Linked DNA regions of Homo sapiens: region 1 is linked to region 2. The links are chromatin contacts, found by Hi-C or POLR2A ChIA-PET in ENCODE. All regions are on one chromosome and are shown on one strand. The core of a region is the stretch at or near the end of the contact, and the rest is flanking DNA. Distances in the headings are between cores, read along the strand shown. Region 1 overlaps ADAMTS17 (ADAM metallopeptidase with thrombospondin type 1 motif 17). Region 2 overlaps ADAMTS17 (ADAM metallopeptidase with thrombospondin type 1 motif 17).

What was found. A loop is a pair of places that touch in the nucleus more often than their neighbours do. ChIA-PET counts read pairs that join two places held with the same protein, here RNA polymerase II (POLR2A).
Region 1: a map of aorta shows a loop between it and region 2 (2.0-fold over the local background). The contact joins two enhancer-like sites. A Hi-C loop is called at or near these places in 3 of 168 maps with a recorded cell type or tissue (aorta, esophagus muscularis mucosa and vagina). POLR2A ChIA-PET finds 5 or more read pairs at or near these places in 2 of 52 experiments (both WTC11).

Annotation. Positions count from the first base shown.
Region 1 is chr15:100,309,680-100,313,048 of GRCh38, reverse strand. All of the region lies in intron 3 of ADAMTS17 (ADAM metallopeptidase with thrombospondin type 1 motif 17), which reads left to right. Among named protein-coding and RNA genes, the nearest start is that of ADAMTS17, 31 kb to the left of the region's middle. RefSeq lists an enhancer at 2,932-3,369. Within about 2 kb of position 1,788, at least 8 of the 41 ENCODE cell types and tissues checked have a DNase peak (open chromatin) inside an H3K27ac peak, as active enhancers do.
Region 2 is chr15:100,166,233-100,169,342 of GRCh38, reverse strand. The region is part of intron 8 of ADAMTS17 (ADAM metallopeptidase with thrombospondin type 1 motif 17); the gene reads left to right. Among named protein-coding and RNA genes, the nearest start is that of ADAMTS17, 170 kb to the left of the region's middle. Within about 2 kb of position 1,378, at least 7 of the 41 ENCODE cell types and tissues checked have a DNase peak (open chromatin) inside an H3K27ac peak, as active enhancers do.

The sequences.
Region 1 (3,369 bases), core at 539-3,038, 140 kb before region 2:
TTTGTGACTATAGTTGCTTCATAACTTTCTCCCTTTCTTCCGTGAAAATTGATCTGTTTAAGCTTTGTATGCTTATGGGATCAATTTTGGTAAATTGTATTTTCCTAGAAAATTGTATCTAGATTTTCCAATTTAAATGTGTAAGGGCCTCCCTTTATTTATGTATTATTACTTAATGGAGGTCACCCTAGATTGCACATCCCTAGGTCACAGGGCCTTTGGTACATTAAAGTTATACTTAGGCTCATGGGACTGTATGGAGTGACCTTTTTGTGTCTATCTTTGTACTGCTCTTGAAAATCTCTCTTGGTTTTGGAGGCCCAATTTGGATGTCACCTTCTCCAGAAAGTCCACCCTGATTGCCTCATTTGGTTTTCTGTAATCCTGAAGTGCTTTGCTGACTCCTGAAGGGCTGAGCATCACACTGTATCTGCAGTTCATTGTCTTCATTGTATCCAAGGCATTCTGGCAGGAAGGCAAGACTCAGGCATTACTTTCTTATTACCGCTCTAACAAATTACCACAAACTTAGTGTTGTAAAATAACACAAATATATTATCTTACGGCTCTGGAGGTCAGAAGTCTGCAATCAGTTTCACTGGGGTAAAATCAAAGTGTCAGCAGGCCTTCATTCCTTCTGGAGGTTCCAGGGGAGAATCTGTTTCCTCATTTTTTCCAGCTCCCAGAGGCTGCCTGCATTCCTTGGCTCATGGCCTCTTCCCCCTCCTTCAAAGTCAGCAGTGGCTGTTGAGTCTTTTTCACACTGCGTCACTCTGACAATTCTCTTCTGTAGTCAGATTTCCCTCTGCCTCCCTCATCTAAAGACCCATCAAAGCCACCCAGATAATCCAGGATAACGTGTGCATCTCAAAACCTTAGCTGGATCACATTTGCAAAGCCCCGTTTACCATGTAAGTTCACATTTTCGTAGGTTCTGGGGATTAGGATGTGGACATCCTTGGGGTGTTGGGAGGCCATGAGCTCACTCAGCCGTCTGGCCCATGGCCTTCTGGGGACGACCATCCCTCCTGCAGCCTCAGGGCTGGGCCAGCTGCCAGGAGCTTCCCTGAGCCACCTGGACAGCCCCAGCCAGCATGCACTTTAAATAATAAACCATGCATTCTTGATCCGTCTACTGCAACACATAAAGAAGTTTCCTTTTTTCTCCCACGAGTCTAAGCATGGCAATCACAGTCAATATTAAGTATTTTTTTTTTTTCCTTTTTCACTTATCTGTTGGACATGTTCTCTCTGAGAACCCAGATGTGAGGCTAGGGCAGGCACCTCTTCTTGAATATTACTTGATTAAGAAAGAAAAGCTAAAATCTAAACATTGAAACAAAAAATAAAAGGGTATGATGCCATTTTTTGTGTGTGCGCATATGTGTCTGAATCCTTTTTCCCACATGCAGCTCCACCAAACAGAGGAATTGGACAAGAAGTGGTGTCGGCTCTTCCCAGTTCTCCCCTGGACTCTTATGCAACACACGCCCGCCCCACTTTAGTAACTCAAAGCAGAGAAGGCCTCCAGCTTAAATAGGAAAATCTGCCTCGAGCTGCAGACGGATCAAGAATTCATAGTTTATTATTTAAAGTGCACACTGGCTGGGGCTGTCCAGGTGGCTCAGGGAAGCTCCTGGCAGCTGGTCCAGCCCTGAGGCTGGAGGAGGGATGGTGGCCCCCAGAAGGCCATGGGCCAGGCGGCTGAGTGAGCGCATGGCCTCGGTGCTGGCTTGGTGTTGCAGGGGGCGGTGGGGGTGGAGAGAGAGGTCCCTGCCAGCTCCCGCAGTAGTGTCTGATTTTTGAATCAGCGGCGTTCATGTTCCCTCCAAGGGAGAGAGCCGGGAGAATGTGTGACTGAGAGTGCACACCCGGCTTCCCTCCCGGCAGGAGGCCTCTGGCCAAAAAGTCCACCCGAGGCAAGGGAAGGAGAACAGACACTCTGGTCTTTTTAAGAAATGGCTTTCGGGTTACATTTTTTCCTCTGCAAAAAGGTCTAGCCTTCTCAGTACATGAATTTCTCATGGAAAAGCCTAGCAGAAAGTCTCACCGGGACAGCTGCTGCCCAGTTTTGTTGAGCGTTTTCCAGCTGCAGATGCAGTGGGTCCTTTTGCAAAGCCTGCTTTCCAAAGCAACAGGCAATTTCATGTGCACGACCAGACAGAGAATTTGCCTGCTGGAACCTGTATGGGGTTGCACAAACTGGCTTTGGGCTGAAGGAGCTGGTACCTTTCTCAATCCATTAGCAAGTCGTAGATCAAACCCCCTGCCGTGGCGTTTGGATGGAGCTGGACAATGAAGCTTAGGGGAAAAGCCCAGTAAAGCCGGGAGTGTTCCCACCCAGTGGAGCAGAAAACGTCAGGCGTCACTGGTGGTCGGCTTTGGTGGTGGTGTGGATGCAACCTGGGACCAGCTGTGAAGGGACAGAGGTCTCGCTCACATCTGCTGCAGGGGACCTTCTGCTCTGGTGTCCACACTGCACCCTGTGCTTAGGCGTGCTCCAGAATTGGGGAGCAGAAAGGGACCTTTCTTCTCTGTAAGCGAAGAGACACAGCTTATAGGTTGGGGTCCCGTGGATTTCTTAGGAAGCCAGTGCTTGGCCTGCTGGGCCCCTGCGAAGGGAATGAGCCATTCTTTGTGTCAATATTTAAAGAAATACAACACACTCCTAGAAGATAAACTGTTTCCACTGCTGCCAGGGATGTGGCTGCTTCTCTCACTGTGCTTTTGGGGGATGCTTTATTACCCCTCCTCTCCCTGTGTGGGGCTGATGGTCGACAGCGGGCACAGCTTAGGTTCGGAGTCTCCTGCCTGCTTTGTCCCTGGGGGTATCATCTGAATGGTGTTTGGCCTGTTGGTTTCCTTTCTGGGAGGCAGTTAATCATCTTGTTGGTGCAGAGTGTTCAGCGGCACATCCGTGAATTTCTGTCACGGGCCTGCTTGGCTCGCCTCTGAGTTTGAAAAGCTGCCTGCCTTAGTATAAATATGCATTTCCCAGCCTCGAGGACGGCTCGGCTGTTGCAGTGACAAGAGCATCTGTGCATCCCTCGGGGCACATTGTCCCTTGCCGGCAGGTGATCTGCCTCAAATCTTCCTGTTTCCTATCCCTGACGCCTTTCCCTGAAGCTGCCCCTGCAAGGGTCCTGGGGTCTCTGCTGTGTTTGCTTCATCACGTGTGTACAGGCGTTGGCTACTGTGGTCGGGGGCAGCAGGGAGAGAGAGTGCCCAGAACAGGCTTGGCCACACAGACCCCCAGGCAGTTGGGGTGGGCCCAGAGTTCTGGAGGAGAGGAGGAAAGAGGTCATGATGGCGATTTGGGGATGCTCCCTGGGGAAGCAAGATATGAGCCAGGCATTGAAACTGCTGGGC
Region 2 (3,110 bases), core at 129-2,628:
CAGCATCCCATTTAGCATCTGTGTTGAGGGGTGGCTCCACCTTTGCCTGTACCTCAGGGGCATGTTCCATGTGCACACACAAGTGCTTAGCGTCATACCTGGCATGTGTTGGGCAGTGGAAGCTGTGCTGGTGGATGGATAAGAGCATGAATGGAAGAAATTTAGGGTATCTGTTCAGGTTCTCTGAATGCCTTGGGCTTCCCGAGGCTCTGACCTGAATGAGTAGCAACCTTCACAGACCAGGAGTGTATGAATCCCCACCTCTAAGGGAATATGATGAACACAGCCCACAGTGGTGATACACCGTCAGTTTTACCGTGCCTGCCCCCACCACCACCGCGCTGGCCACCACGATGCCCAACACATCTGCCATTATAGTCGCCCCTCCGGGGAATGTGCTAAGGCAGATGATGTTAAAATACAAAGCACCTGGGGGGCAAGGGGAGGGTCCTCTGAATCAGGGACATCAACGGGAGGGTAGGAGCAGACAGCCTGGGTGCAGGACATTGTTGCGGGGCTGGGGATGGGAAGGGAAAGAATCACATCCCCCAACCCGCAGAGCTTGGGGTTGCAGACCCCAGAGGATGCATTGAGTGGGGAGATTTGCCTTGACCTTCTGATGTGCTTGCCTTGTAGCACTCCGCAAGAAACAGATACTGAAGACTTGGAGTGGCTGTAGACTTCCCTAAAACTGAGGAATTGCTCTCCACGTACACATGATTTTTGCTACGCACTGTTAGCAGCAAGTTCCTCCTCGACACCTGGAGGGTTGACTGTTAGCCTGGGGTTTTCATCTTCAGGAGCTTTTAGCCATCTTTCCATTTCCTGCCCTGTCCCAGCCCTGTGTCTGCAGCACCATTAGATGAATTACTCTCTAGGCTCAGAAGCAGAAAGCATATTCTTATTCTCACCAAATCGCCCTGTTTCCTTCAACAAAGTTCCATGATAACTGACAGCGCTCTGCTCCAGCAGTCTTTCCTTGGCAGAGCCTTGGGAGTACATTTCTCTAAAGAGAAGCACTTTGTACTCTTCAGCTCTGCTGTGTTCTTGCTTAATAAGCCGTGCACGTGGTCTTCTGATAGAGCCACCCTGAAACCAAAATCCAGGAGGTGGTTCCTCCCGTCATTCGCAGTGCACCCTTGGCAGACCAGGAGAGGTGAATGGAGCCATGAGCTGCATCCTCGGAGCCCTCCCTGTCTGCACACCTGCCTCTAACAGATACAGTGGGGCCTGAGGAAGGCCCGCCGCAGACTTGAAGGGGGAACAGGAGTCCCAGAAAGCCAACACGTACCCGCCTTGTTCGTCCTGCGGTGTTTAGAGTGGGAGGTTTACACGGCTTCGCCACTTTCTGGCAGGTCATCTGGGTTTTTTTGCCAGGAGCATTTCTGTGTCCTGGGCCAGAGCAGGCCCCAGAAGGGAGAGCAGCTCGGGCCCTGTGACATTCATCACGTGCATGGGTAGTTTCAAAAGAGCTCAGTGCTTTCATAAATTTGTCTTCCTAAGTAAAAATTAGGTTTTCTGCATAAATTATCGTCCTCTAAAAACCTAAGGAGAGCCTCACAAGACCTTTTCCCATAATTATCTCCCTTGCTCTGCCGCATTGAATTTCGCCATACGCGCTTTTGTAGCAGATGAAAGCACATTCTTTGACTAAATTCATTAGAAACTGAGAAGATCCCAGGTTTAATTACACTGCATGCCATCCATAGGAAGGTGCCTCGGGGGTCCCCCTTCCTGCTTGAGGTCACATTTGCTCTCCAGCATCCTGTCACTGTCCACAGCACACAGTGCAGCCCGGTGGTTTCTCCTTCACTTGGATGCAAAGAGCTTTTGGTTCTGACTCTTCAAGTCTAAGAAATCCACAGCAGCCCTGGAATTGGGAGGGTTTTCACGGATGACGGCATCCGCACGACCATCTGGGAGGGTAAACTGGGTGTAAATTAAGATCACGTGAAGAGTCAGTACGTGATAACAGGCAAAGGGCTCCCTTTTCTGAATGCCCACGCTTTCAGCTCCTGATGTCTACACCTGGCCACTAATTGTTCTCCAGCTGTGTTATGAGATTGGGTTATTTCTCCAAGTATCTGTGAGTAATTTGTGGGCAAAGATATGCTATGATGATATCCAATGAGGTGATATCCAGGGCTCCCACCTCAAGTTAGCCAATCAGGTTCTCACTTAGGCTTGTGTGGTCTGGGTGCTAGCAGTTAGTCACTTGTGCCTATTTAAATTTCTCTTAATTAAAAATTAGTTCCTCGGTCACACTAGCACATTTCAAACTCTTAGTAGCCACACGTGGCCAGTGGCCACAATATCAGGCAGCCCACATAGAGACTTTCCCGTCATCGCAGAAAGTTTTATTGAACAGCACTGGCCTAGGCTACATACCAATAGCCTGCTGATTTCTCTGTGATCCCCACCAGGCCATGGGCTTCCTGCAGAGGCTGTGTGTCACTCACTGCTATGGGCCTGGTGCTCTGCAAAATGCCTGGTGCAAGATGGTGCAAAATCTACTCTTGAAAGAATGAAGAACAACTACGCCTTAAATTGTGCCCAGCCTTCTAGATCAAGAATCATGAAGTTATTCCCTTCTAGATTGGAAACCTTTGAATAGCCACCTGGTTCATGCCCCTCATCTCTCAGCTAGGAAAACAAGCCCAGGAGTTTAGGAACCTTGCTTAACATCCCCATAATAATTATTGTCAGGTCTTTAACCATGATCTCTTTCTCCTTGGACTATTGCACTGTAGCAGCAAGGAAGGCTTTACAAATGATTATTTACAAGAAACCTTCCTTAACCTCATCAGGGTTACCTACCTATGAGTAATCTGGAGCAAATGTATTCAGTGTGCAAACATTAGTAGCATTTCCAGTCGATATGGGAACAGGGCAAAGGTGCCCATGTTGTAACTGATATTTAATATTATTTTAGAAGTCCTGTTCAATTTCATAAGGCAAGAAATAAGGAATATAGAAAAGGATGAAGCAAAATGAGAATTGCCTGTATATTGTAAAAGAATCATCTGAAAAGCCATTGGAAGCAGTAGATGTTCATCATGGTATTGTATCATAAGACCAACATGCAGCAATCTGTAGTTTTCCTAAGTACA